Linked DNA regions of Mus musculus: region 2 is linked to region 1. A link is a contact called in ENCODE POLR2A ChIA-PET data. All regions are on one chromosome and are shown on one strand. The core of a region is the stretch at or near the end of the contact, and the rest is flanking DNA. Distances in the headings are between cores, read along the strand shown.

Region 1 (6,425 bases), core at 2,773-5,272:
CCCCATTGCCCTCCCTAATGCGTTCTCTCTTCTTGCTGACTCCCTCTTCCTCACCAAAAAGCTTCATGTGTATAGTCTTTCGTTTATTATATATGTGTATATGCATGCATATAGATATCCTCTCCTTTCATTCCCCTTTAACCTTCCTCCCAGTCATGCAAAAGCCTGCATATGGCGGCCTGCCACCCACAGGAGGGCTGAGGGAGAAGAGACAGGGGGATCCCTGAAGTTTGATGGCCAGCTCAACAGAAAGACAAACAATTGGTTCAGTGAGAGACCCTGTCTCAAAAATATGATAACGAGTGATTGAGGAGGACACAGGACATCAACCTCTGTGAACAAACATATGTACACACACACAATAATAAATAAATAAATCTGCACTCTATAAACAAGGGAAAGCATGTGCTTTTTTTTTTCTGAGTCTGGCATTTTCCACTTTCTGATCTCTTGCTCTCTCCATATTCCTGCAAATGTTATAATTTCATTTTTCTTTACAGTTGAAGAAAATCCCATTATGTATATGAGTCATAGTCTCCCCCTTCATAAGATTCACAATCGCATGTTTAAATCTCAATGTGTGTGTGTGTGTGTGTGTGTGTGTGTGTGTGTGTGTGTGTGTGTTCAGGTGTGGGCTCATATCCTCTGCTCAAAGAGGACCGGTTGTAGGAGTTGGTTCTGTACCTCTCAGTGTGGGTCCTGGCCATCAGGCTAAGCTTGGAGGCGAGAGCTTTAGCCGTCTCACCTGCCCTGGACCACATTTTCTTTATCCACTCACTTGCAGCTAGACACCTATGCTGGTGTTGTGCCTTGGCTACTGTGCGTAGTGCAGTGGTAGACATGGATGGGTGGGAATCCCTGGTGCATACTGATTACAGCCCGGTGGGTATTTGGCCGGGTCACAAGGTAGTTGTAGTTCCACCTTTAGCTTTTGGAGTACTCTCCATACTGATTCCCATAGTGGCTGTGCCAGTTCACCCTCCCACCAACCATGTTTCAGGAGTCCTCTTTCCCTCTACATCCTAGCCAGCATTTAAGTTTGTTTGCTTGACAGCCATCCTGACTAGGATGTAATGCACTTTTAATTAGCATTTCCTGATAGCTAAGGGTGTTGATTTTTTTCAAATATTTATTGACCAAACTATTCATTCCTTTGAGCCTTTTCTCCTTCTTTCTTTCCTCCTTCCATCCTTTCTTTTTAAATTATTTATAGGCCAGATAGTGGTGATGTATATCTCCTGAGGCAGACAGATCTCTATGGGTTCAAGGCCAGCCTGGTCTTACAGAGTGAGTTTCAAGACAGCCAAGACTACACAGAGAAACCCTGTGTTGGAAAAAAAAATTATATTTGTATGTGATTTTGTTTGCAAGTATATCTGTGCATGGTGGGCATGCCCATGCCCAGGGAGGGCAGAAGAGGGTGTTGAATCCCCTGTCACTGGAGGAGCCAGGAGGGTTCTGGGAATTGAACCAGAGTCGTCTGGAAAAGCAGCTGGTGTTTTTGACCACTGAACCCATCTCTCCAGTCCCTCCTTTATGTACCTTCTATTCAGTTTATTAGTCCTTTAATTAAGGATTTATGTCCTGGTGATCTGGGGCGATCTTTGTAATTCTAGGCACAATCTCCTGTCAGATGTGTGGGTGGCAAAGGTTTTCTCCAAGACCGTAAGCATCTCTTCACTCTGCAGGTTTGCTTTTGAAACAAGAGTAGCCCAGGCTGGTCTCAAACCCACCCTCCTGCTTCAGCTTAAGCGTCAAGATAATATATGCATGTGATCACACCCAGGTCAGTTGGCTTTTCAGAAACAAGCCTGTGAGCCACTGTGTAGCTCCTAAAGCCAATCAACACGTCTCAGGAGAAAGCTTTCAGACGTTGGTTCTCTCCCATTACGTGGGCTCTGGGGATTAAACTCAGGCGGTCAGGCTTGCCTTTACCCCTGGAGCCATCTTGGTAGCCCCTCCAATTTCTCTTCGGTATTTAGTTTGGGCCCCGAGCCCATGGATGGAATGCTGCCATCCACATAAAGAGCAGGTTCTCCCTACCTCAGCTAAACACATGCCCAGAGGAGTGTCTACTGGGTGATTTTACATCTAAGCAAGCTGGCAAGAAAGATTAAACAGCTGAACTAGGTTGATCTCAGACTCTAGACTACCGATGCCCAGCAACACATGAGCTCTTCGGGAACAGGAATCAAGTGTAACAGTCAAAACTGTCAGTTCAAGAGCTAGGGGCTTAGCCGTAGAAGGGCTACTTAGAATCCACCACTGAAGAGCTGGGGGCGTGGCTCAGCAACAGTAGACTTACTTTGGGTAAAAAGGCCCTAGGTTTGACTACCAGCAAACAAACCGTCAGTTTTGCATGTGTATGTGTGAGTACCAGTACATGTGCTACAGTTTACGTGTAAGTCACCTTCCACTTCGAGCCAGGGTTTCTTGCTGCTGATGTTTATGCCGGAGCAGCTAGCCCACAAGCTAGCGAGGATTCGCCCATCTCTGATACCTATCTCACTGTAGAAGCATGGGAATTGGATTCAAGAGCTGCAATGCTCCGCAGAAAAATGAGTTCTGCTGATTCAAATATTCATGATTATTTGACAAGTGCCTTGCCTATTGAGCCATCTCCCCATCCCTCCCCCGTCATAATTCTTGTGGTTACTAGGAATTGAACCTCTGGCCTAATCCTATGCTAGGCAACTAGGTAACACTCACTAGTCACGATTCCTTTGCTGAGTTATATCCACAAAGAACTTCCCTCACCTTTAAACCTTCTCTTTTCCCAAGCCTGGGAACCATGAGAGCCGGATACATCCCAGCTGTAGCTAGCTCAGTCGATGAGTCTACTCTCTCATCTTCCTGAGAGCACACTGTAACAATTAAGCTTCCGTGTTACACTCAACAAATTTGATTCCCGTCATACTGTGGTTCAATGTGAGATGCCTTACTGTGGCCTATATACTTGCTCTTTCCTACCATTTTCCTATTCAAGTACACACAGAATTACACTAGGAAAAAGAGGCCATTCGAAGCCCGGCACCAACACAACTTAATAATTTATTATACAGGACAAGGAAGATTCACTTCTCGGGCTCTCCATTCTCAGTCCTCTAGGCTGAAGTAACAAGGTAACAAGAGGCTCAGGACAGAACTCAGAACAAGAGCCACTATGAAGCACTAGAAACCTCGGCCACATGGATGTGTGTGCTCAGAAGCCTTGGTGGGTCCAAGTCAGCCTCCCTTCAGTTACTTGGGCGTGACCCTGAAGACTCGGATGTGGATGGCTGAGTTGTTCCTGACCCTCGTCAGGGGCTCCCGAGAGTCAGTCTCTGGCTCCAACTCGTCCACCAGCTCCACGGTGGAGGTATTGGCGGCCACCTGTAGGGACCCAAAGCTGCCCGCCTGCAGCTGCAGGGCGATGTTGATGGCCCGGTTGATGGCCAGGCCCAAGCCATGAATGTAGATTTCAGTGCATGCGTTCTGCCCCCTAGTGCCTCCGTCCAGGAGCTTTTGGCAGCGAGCTAGCTGGGCCTTAAAGTCAGTCTTCATGTTGACATAAATGTCGTTGGGCCTCCGGGGCAAGCGGTGGGGAAGTCGCTTCCGAAGGGTGTACTCCACAGGGTCCAGCTCAGCCTCGATGGCACAGCGGGGTTCTCTGTTTTCTGCCATGCTCTGAGTCCTGGCATGGAGAAGGAACAAGATTCAGGGAGGTCAGGAGAATCCTTTCTTGCCCGGCTTTCTAAGGGTGCAACCAGAAGGGGGCGCCCTCAACACCCTCTTCCTTCCCAGTGTCTCAAGCCCTTCCACTTCCGCTTTCTCCACTCCCAGTTTTAATTCATTCATCACGTGGTTCCCATTCCCGGCGTGTCCACGCCTACCTTCTTCCTTCCTCAGTGCCCTTCACTCGCGTGAGCCTCGCCGACCGATCCAAGTGGACGTCGCTGGCCTCGATATGCAGAAGAAGAACGGAGAAGGGATCGGAAGAGGAACGCCGGGCAGGCTCGCCAGCAAGGGCTACGCACTGCGCACGCGCGTCCCCGCTCCAAGCCGGAACCGATAAGCTTATGGCCTTCTAGGCTTCCGTACTCTCCGCCTCCTTTCCTCGTGCGCGTGCGCAAGGCGATTTAAGGCTCGCGAGACTTGAGGGTTCGCAGGGTTCTAGTGAGCGCTTCGAAGGGCGGGACTAGCTAGCAGAGGCGGGGCTAATTGACAGAGGCGGGCCCAAGAGGGGCGTGGCGTGGATCGCCCAGTTCTCCCCTCCCCGGGCAGGGCGGGACTCGAGGATCGAGGCGGGAAGCAGGGCTGGAAAAGGGGGTTCGGGCAGCGACCCCGGGTCAGCATTGGAGCTGGGATCGCAGGGGCCGGAAGCCTGTAGTCCACGTCCATCCCACTTCTGAGCAGTGGAGTTGACAGCTGACCTCCCGCCCGACGTCCTGACAGCCCCGGAAGCCGAGAAATCGAAGGGATCGTGTCCACCATGATGGACTCCTCCCTCTGCGAGGGACCCACATGAGGTGCCAAGTGTTGGCAGCTTCCCGCCACACCTCTTAACTGTCCCGCCGCACTCGAGCTGCTTCCCGCGACCGGCAAGCCATGACCGGCCGCTCCCTGGCGGAAGGGACAGGAACTGCAGTGCTTGGGTTCCTAGCCCCTGAAAGTTAGTGGGAATCTGGATCTCTGCCCGCAATGGTAAAGCATTTGGACCGTTCCCTGCAGAAAGGCGTGAAGCCTGCTTTGGGGCTTCGTCCTAGATACATCTCCAGGCCACTTACCTAGGCTGAATCTGACTGAAGGCTGGAAAGGGAAGTGTGCACTCTGCTATATAGCCAACCTTGAACTTCTGATCCCCCTGCCTCCACCTTGTGAGTGCCAGGGTTATAACCGCAGGGACTCACTCAACTGAGATACATCCCTAACTTCTAGGATTTAGGTTAAAATGGAAGGTTTGACATGCTAGACCTCAGTTTACTCCGAGCTGATCTATATATTTAATGAACATTTAGAGGAGTCTCAGGAAGAGTTGCACATATAAACCAAAAAATCTTTTTTTGGGGGGTGGGGGTGGGGATAGGGTTTAACGATGTAGCTCAGGCTAGCCTAGAACTCATGCTCCTGCCTTGGCCTCCCCAGCGCTAATGTTTTAGGTGTGCACGACTGCACCATTTTAATAAACTTATCCTAAAACTTATGGCAAATAAATAGACTGAATAAAATGATTTTGTAACGTTGTTGGACTCAACTGTCTTAGCAATTACGAGCACTTTCTGCTCTTCAAGATGACTCTCTTGAAGAGGACTCGAGTTTGTTCCCGGTACCCATGTTGAATGTTAAGTCCAGCTTCAGGAGACCTGACACCCTCCTCTGGCCTGTGTGTGTGCCCAGACACACACAGGCACATATATAAAAATTTAAAAATATATATTTACTTTTAAAGCTATGGCTATTGTGTGTATGCAGTGCAGGGACCATACACGTTGTGAAGTCGATTCCTCAACCTTTATATTGGTTCTGAGGAGCAAAGGCTCACACAGCAAGGACTTCACAGCTCACACACTGATCCATCTTGCCAGCCCCTTAAGACTTACCATGCAAATACGGTCATTAAGAAAAGTGTGCTGTTGGCAGGTGTATATATACAAAAATCAATAAAATAGAGAACTCAGAAACACTCAAGTACACCAAGCCATTGGAGAAAGGGCCTCACAGCCAGGCTGGCATCAAACTCAGTGAGCGTGCCCTTGAAGGTTGGCTCAACTGCCTCCCGCTGCCAAGTGTGGGAATTACAGGTGTGGGCCAGCATAGCTGATTCATGCAGTGTACTTGCTACCATTTGAGTTATAGCTCCGGCCAACTCATTGTCTTGACAGAAATGCAAACATAGCACAATGCAAAAGGACTGTGTATCGAGTGCTTCTGAAACAGACCCGAGGGTGGGGGAGGGCCTTAAGACCATAGCGTGGCCAGTGGCTCTGAATATGAAACTGTTAACTATAAAACAAATGGAGAAAATGTAAGGGGATTCTTCAAGAGGCTAGTCAGGCAACCAGTCCAGAGACAGGGTCGAGGTGGGGTGGGGAAGACAGATAAGCTGTTGTTCATCAAAATTTCAAGGGTGGAGGGTCTAAGGTAAGGCTACCCACTGTGAAACCCAAGAACCTGAGGTGGGGCCCTGGGACCCACCATAATAGAAGAAAAAAGTCCACTCCCAAAAGCTTTCCTATGAGTGTATGTCCATGCTCATATACTCCCCAAACACACTCAAAATAAATAAATTTAAAAATAAAATTTAGAAACCTTTAAAGCTGGGCACGATGACTCACCCTGTAATACAAGCACTTAGGAGACTGCGGCAGGAGGATTGTCATGGCCTCGAGGCCAGGTTAAGCTAGAGCGCTCCAGACTGCAATGTGAGACCCTGTCTCAAAAAGAAA
Region 2 (6,720 bases), core at 1,097-3,596, 150 kb before region 1:
AAATTCAAACTCAAGTTGTCCGCTTTGGCAGCTGGCACTTCTACCACAGAGCCACGTCCCAGTTCCTCCAAGTCCCCTAACACCGAGAAGAAGAAGAAAAACAAAAAGGTTTGAGATTTGGTTGGGTCTTTGGGACAAACACTGATTTTGGGCTAATGGGAGTTCTCACCTGCAGCAGAAGGCTAAGCAACTCAGTGCTGGCAGCAGGAGTTTCTGGTGGTCCGGGAGTGGAAGGAATGACCTCACACACACAGGATAAATGGAGGGTGCTTCCTGACCCGGGGAGTAAAGATCTCGGGCGTCACTTGCATGGAAAAGGGAAATCACGGGATTTTCACCAGTGCGCGCTCTCTCTCTCTCTCTCTCTCTCTCTCTCTCTCTCTCTGTGTGTGTGTGTGTGTGTGTGTGTGTGTGTGTGTGTGTGTGTGTGTGTAAGACTTGCAATGTAGTCCAGTCTGGTTCCACTTTCCTCCCAAGTTGTGGGAGTATGACCACACTGGATCTGTGTAGGAATGGGATGGAACTCAGGGCTTTCTGGGTGCTAGAGAAACTGTTTACCAAATTCTCTACTGATAGCAGCAGAGAGGCCAGCCCAGGAGTCATTCTTACTGATACACTGTCTTTGGGTTTTCGGAATAATCTGATGGGCTCTTTCATCTTTTCAGCTGGGTCTCATCAACCGAACCCTCCTCCACGCCTGCCTCTGTCATCCAGGCTGCTTGTCTCTCCTCTATTGAGGCGTTAATCGTCTCTGCATACTAATGAATTGCTTATCCCACTAAATGTGAAAATTTTTAAGCAATCAAAGGCTTGAAGTGGGCTGCTGATGGTGGCTCCTAGGGTGAGAACAAGCCACGACTCAGAAATTCAGGGGGACCCGGATGCAGAATGATAGCTGCAAAAAAGGGGGTGTCTGTGGATAAGAGAAGGGGAGCCTGAGTCTGCGTGGGGAAGGAGGAGGGGACTCCCAGATCTAGCCGGTCAGCCTGGCTCCAGCCAAGCCGGCTGTTTCCTGCCCTGGCTGACCCCCCACCCCGGAGCGGGACCCAGGCAGGGCTGTGAGGAAGGGCAGGGGGTGGGGAGCACTACTTGCGCCAGGAAGATAAGTGCACGGGGACAAAAGGCCATCACGGGTCTCCCGCGCCCGCTGGTGTGTGTGTGCGCGCAGGCGGACAAGAGGTCATCACCGGTCTCCCGCGCCCGCTGGGGTGTGTGTGTGCGCCCTTAGGGTATTTGGCAGACTCCCAGGTGCCCCAGACTCCTACCTCAGAGTTTCCAGACCCTGTACTAATTACCTTAAATTAAAGTCTCCTTACCGCAGCCCTTAAAGGACCGACTTCGGGAACAGCACCTCTCTCATCCAACCATCCCGTGCCCCACACTCACAGTGCCCTGATGTAGATAGGAGGCCGTCTTTCCTGGACCCTCCCCTCAAACTGATGGATGAGAGGGGGTGCTAGCAAATGAGAGGAAGGGCCCTCCCAGCCATCCCGAGGGCCCCCAGGAGCCAGACAGGAAACAGCCTCAGGAAAGAGCCACAACGGTCCCTACCCCCGCCTTGGAGGTCAAGGCTGCAGGCGGCGGGGAAGTGTCCCCCTCCTTTAAAAAAATGAAATGAGGTGTTACGGAGATCCCTCACCCTCTCTGACACGCCTGCCTTTTATTTACATTTTCTATACTTTGGGTTTCAAACCACTTTCTCCAGCGTTAGGCTGCGCGCTCAGTGGATCTCCAGGACTTAACGAGCACGCACTGATTGTGTGAGCGCTCTCTCCGGAGATAGACAAGCTGGGATTATTGCTTGAGGAACGGAGGTCTGTTGGGAAGCTCTCCATACCCAAATGCAAAGTTTTAACCTTCTCCTCCCAAATGCAATCCCCTGCTCCAACTAGGTGGCAGGGGGCGCATCCAGATGTGGAATCTCAGGTCCCGCTGCAAGGTCAAAGCAGGCTTTGTGTGGGGGCATTCACATTTACGCACACATCTGTGAGGCCTGGTAGGTTCAGGTCAGTCCTGAGGATTCCTGGGCTACTGCCCCAACATGCACAATCAGGGGTAGTAGGCATGGGACACCCAGCACCCCTGGACAGTCCCTAAGTTCCACACATGCCGCCCCTCCCCCTCTTGCAAACTTTCTCCTAACTTCCCGACAGGCTCAGTTCGGGCGGCCCCCCCTCTCATGAATTATTCAGCAGCATAGGAGCCAATCAGCTCCCCGTGCACCCCCCCCTCCCAGAGAAACCCGGGCTCCAGGGTGTTGGGAGATGGGGCGGGGGGAAACTCTGACATGGGACTGTCTCCGCCTCCTATGCGCCCCTCCCTCCTAGGCCAGGCGCCGCCCGACTCAGTCTCGACTCGGCCCAGCCCTGGCCCAGCCTGTTTCCCTCCCTCCTGCTCGGTTCCCACTTTGGTTTCCACCTTCCTTGACCGCGACCGGCGCACTAACCCCGGCGGCGCGACATCCACCAACCACTCCAGGGAGCGAGAGAGACCGCGAGCAATCGGCCCACCCCAGCCAGCCAGGGCGGGACCCCCGAAGCCCCGAAGGGACCCCTAACTCTCAGCCACGTCCCGATCTCCGCCCGCCCAGCGACGGCCACTGCCAGGACGTCCCCCCTCAAGGCTGGCCTCCCCGCGCGCGCGCGCTGCGGCGGGGACGTGGGGGCCGCACCTGAGCGCGGGTGCCTGGCGCGCCCGCATGGGCCATCGTTGAGAGGCCCTCGACGGAAAGTCCCAGCAGCAGAGTCGGTGTGCACCCGCCCAGGGGAGGGTCAGACCTGGGGGGGCCAGGGCCCCCCAAACTCGGATCGCATTCAGCCAAAGTGAGGCGGCGCCATGGAGCTCCGAGCGCTGCTGTGCTGGGCTTCCCTCGCCACTGCTTTAGAAGGTGAGTTTTCTTGGGGTGCCCCCTGTTCTTGGGGTCCCCCAAAGTTGTGCCTCAGAGTGCAAAAGCTGGTCTCTCCCTATCCCAACTCCGGTACCCCTTAAACACTTCGGACCAATAGCACTAGAACGGGAGGGGGCGGGGAGGAGGCGGCCTGGCGGGGAGTGGGGTTTTTCTTTTGTTTGGGAAAGAGATGGAGTCGAGAGCTCAGACCCGGGACCTTCCCTTACCCAGCCTTCTAAATTCTCAGTCCTGATGCCAAAGGCCCATGACAGCCTTCCTTTTCCTGTCCACCCTAATGTTCAAAACTATCCCCCAAAGTTTTTATCCTCTCTCCACCTCTGGCTAAACTCCAGGGGAAAGTTCCTGAAGGGGCACTTGCAGGCGAGGCAGACCCCAGCTAGGCCGTAAAGCGACCCCCACCTCTGGTTCCCTAGCGTTCATTCACACCTGGACTCCACACCCCAGTCAGGATGGCCCCATCTGCAGCCCCACTCTCCAACTCCCAAATGGCTGGCCAGGCTACTGACCTCGTGCAGACTCTTTTCTTGTTTTTCTCAAGGCTGTACCCCAACCTTTTACATGCCATTTAGACCTCAACTTTTCCCAAGGCTGAGGCTTTCTTCCAGCCATGCAAGCCCGCAGAAACTGCCTAACACCGGCCTGTGTCGCCCTAATTCACCCCAGCTGGCCGCCTCCTAGCCCGCCTCAGATTTCTGGTTTTTTTTTTTTTTTTCCTTCTGTATTCCTCTCCAAATGCCTCTTCAGATCTGTGAGCCCCTAACTCCACAGTCCCTCTTGGGGCTGCACAGGACTCATAACCCCCTTTCCTGCCTCCCTAATCTCTTTTCAATGAATTTGGCTCCCCCACAACCTCCCTTGCTGCTTAGAATCAAAGGAGAATCTGGGGAGTGGGACACAAGAGTGGGGGAGATCTCTCCCTGAAGCGATGGAATCAAAGGAGCTCCCTCTAGGCTGGGCAGTGCTGTTCTGGGCTGATCAAAGTGTGGGAATGGGGTGAGGACAGACTTTGGGCTCCTGGAGAGGAGGAAGTCAAATGGGCAGAGCACCCATGAAGTGTGTCTGGAGGGAAAGACGGGCCAATAGGAAATGCCCCTTCTCGCCTGCGCTACCTGAATGATTCTCAAGCCCCTGCCTTCACCTGTGCCAACTGCGATTATTTTACTGTTATTTTGCCCAGCAAAAAAGGAGAGTTCTTGTTTCCTTAACAGGTGACAAACTAAAGCTTTAGAAATGTTAATTAGTTTATCCAAGGCCTCAGGCCCTAAAGGAGGTGTAAACTGGGAGATGTGGTGGTGGGGGGGGGAGGGGACGACGACCTAGAAATGGAGCCCTGGAGGGAAGGAGGTGAGAGGTGGGTCTGGGAACTGGGGGACTGAAGTGAGCTGGAGGCAAACTGGCGTGTTGTGGATGCAGGGAAAGTGAGTCTGGGCTCAGCTCAACAGGCTGAAGAGCAGCCTGTTGCACAGACAGTGTGTAAATTGGAGACAGGAAAACGCTATCCAGGCTGGAACAATGGAGGGTGGGGACGGCGGCCTCTATCCACCCCCTTCCCAGAACCGTGGGCATCCTGTCCCCAACGTGTTCTGCTGTCTCCTGCCACCCATTAGAGGGGCCGGTAGGCTTTGCCTCTGGCTGCTCAGGTTCCTGCCTGCCCCCTACACCCTGAGACAGCACCGCAACTTTGAGGTGATGCCTCCCTCATCCACCCTAACTCCAGGCACTCCTCTCTCTCAAAGCCAAAGGGGAGGGCGGGACCTGGTCCCAGGTGTTCCGCTGACTCCCCTGGAGGCCCACTCTCAACGCATGTGGTTCCCAGACTCCTGCCCCCTCCCAGGTTGCCTACCCTCACCAGGGGATTCCCCAACCCTCCCTTCCTCCCTCCCGGTTGTGTTGCCAGTGAAGTCTGCACATCTCCTAATCCCTTCCTGGGTCAGCATCATGTCTGCTCCCCTCAAATGATCCCAGAGCCCCTCCAGGTGTGTTCACACACAACTCCCCACCCCTAAACTCTCCTCCTTTCTTTCTCCTAACCAAGTCCAGATGTGGTGGGGCCTCTGCTGGAGCTGAGCGAGGCAGGGAACCCAAGAGTCCAGGCTTCCAGAACTTATTTCTCTGGTGGTAGCAAATGGGGGAGGTGCACTGCCTCAGGCGAGGGCATCACCTTGAAGGACTGGGTGTCTGGTGTGAAAAGGGGGCGGGGACCGGGATGGAAGCCAATTTTGGCACTTAGGAAAGGGAGGGAGTGTGGAGCCTAAGACAGGCCTCTAGGAAACCTTAGCCTGGACCAGCAGTTCTCAGCCCCAGGAGGCAAGGCCAGGACTGGGTTTTGTCCTGTTTTTTGTTTGTTTGTTTGTTTGTTTCCAGACAAGATCTCATGCAATTCAGACTGGGCACAAACTCACTAGCTGGTCTTGAACTCTTGATCTTTCTGTCTCTACCTCCCAAGTGCTGGCATTACAGGAATGTGCTACCAGGCCCAGAACTTTCTTTTCTTTTCTTTTCTTTTCTTTTCTTTTCTTTTCTTTTCTTTTCTTTTCTCTTCTCTTCTCTTCTCTTCTCTTCTCTTCTCTTCTCTTCTCTTCTCTTCTTTTCTTTTCTTTTCTCTTCTTTCTTTTCTTTTCTTTTTTTTTTTTCTTTTGCAATTCTGGGGGTGAAGCCTGGAGCCTGACTACACGAAGCAAGCACTCCAGCTGTGCCATACCTGCCTTCCCTGAGAGCAAATGCTGAGAATCAGCCCAAGAGCGCCTGCTGCTGCTGCTTCTTCTCCTTCTTCTTCTTCTTCTCCTTCTCCTTCTCCTTCTCCTTCTCCTTCTTCTTCTTCTTCTTCTCCTTCCTTCCTTCCTTCCTTCCTTCCTTCCTTCCTTCCTTCCTTCCTTCCTTCCTTCCTTCCTGAGTTGTGTGCACATTTAACTTCCAGCATGAGTTTCCCTCATTTTTCTGGGTACAGCCCCTCCGGGGAAATCTAGAAGCTATCCAGTGCCCACCAGCTGCTGATGGGAGAGTTGGCACTGGGAACAGGGGTTACAAATCTAAGGGCATTGGGCTGGTGAGGGCGTTCATCAGGGAATGCTACCTGCGAGCCTGCCGACCTGCTTTAAATTATCAACATGCGCTTTATGTGAGGTTGGGGACAAAGAGGAAGACAAAGACTTCTCTTGTGCCTAGTACTTGTGTCACACTCAGAGGACAACTTGTGAGGCTCTCTCCTTCCACCATGTGGGTCCCAAGGATGAAACTCAGGTCTGCAGGGTTGGTGGCTAGGGTCTTATTTCCTTCGTCCAAGAGAATAAATTTTGCTACCTCCTGGAACTAGAAAGACAACCCACTCGCCCTCATTCCCGTTTGTTCCCAGCAAGCTGTTGGCCCTACCTCTCACACATACCTCCCCAGTGGGGCTGACTTTGTCTCTCTGTCTTAGAGACCCTGTTGAACACAAAACTGGAAACGGCGGATCTGAAATGGGTGACTTACCCTCAGGCAGAGGGCCAGGTAAGAGCTGGAGGGGAACTGAAGCAGGAGGTTGCACAGAAACACTCCGAGATACTTGTTTCCTGTAGCCACTCTGACCCTAGCTAGACGTCCTGACTGACAGCTTTCGTCTCTGCACAGTGGGAGGAGCTAAGCGGCCTGGATGAGGAACAGCACAGCGTCCGCACCTATGAGGTGTGCGACATGAAGCGTCCAGGGGGCCAGGCTCACTGGCTGCGCACTGGCTGGGTCCCAAGGCGAGGTGCTGTCCACGTGTATGCCACGATACGCTTCACCATGATGGAATGCCTGTCCCTGCCGAGGGCCAGTCGCTCCTGCAAGGA

What was found. ChIA-PET counts read pairs that join two places held with the same protein, here RNA polymerase II (POLR2A).
Region 2: POLR2A ChIA-PET joins it to region 1 with 60 read pairs in Patski. The contact joins the promoter of Ephb4 here to the promoter of Pop7 in region 1. POLR2A ChIA-PET finds 5 or more read pairs at or near these places in 3 of 5 experiments (Patski and embryonic stem cell).

What each region holds. Positions count from the first base shown.
Region 1 is chr5:137,498,407-137,504,831 of GRCm38, forward strand. Pop7 (processing of precursor 7, ribonuclease P family, (S. cerevisiae)) reads right to left here and starts at 4,023. Exons shown (of 2, transcript NM_028753.2): 1 at 3,873-4,023; 2 at 3,033-3,673. The coding sequence starts at 3,663. The coding sequence ends at 3,241.
Region 2 is chr5:137,347,763-137,354,482 of GRCm38, forward strand. Ephb4 (Eph receptor B4) reads left to right here and starts at 2,347. Exons shown (of 17, transcript NM_010144.6): 1 at 2,347-2,887; 2 at 6,327-6,397; 3 at 6,518-6,720. The coding sequence starts at 2,836. It overlaps Gm52791 (a long non-coding RNA gene), which reads right to left and starts at 2,290. Exons shown (of 3, transcript XR_003955817.1): 1 at 1,317-2,290; 2 at 170-304; 3 at 1-76.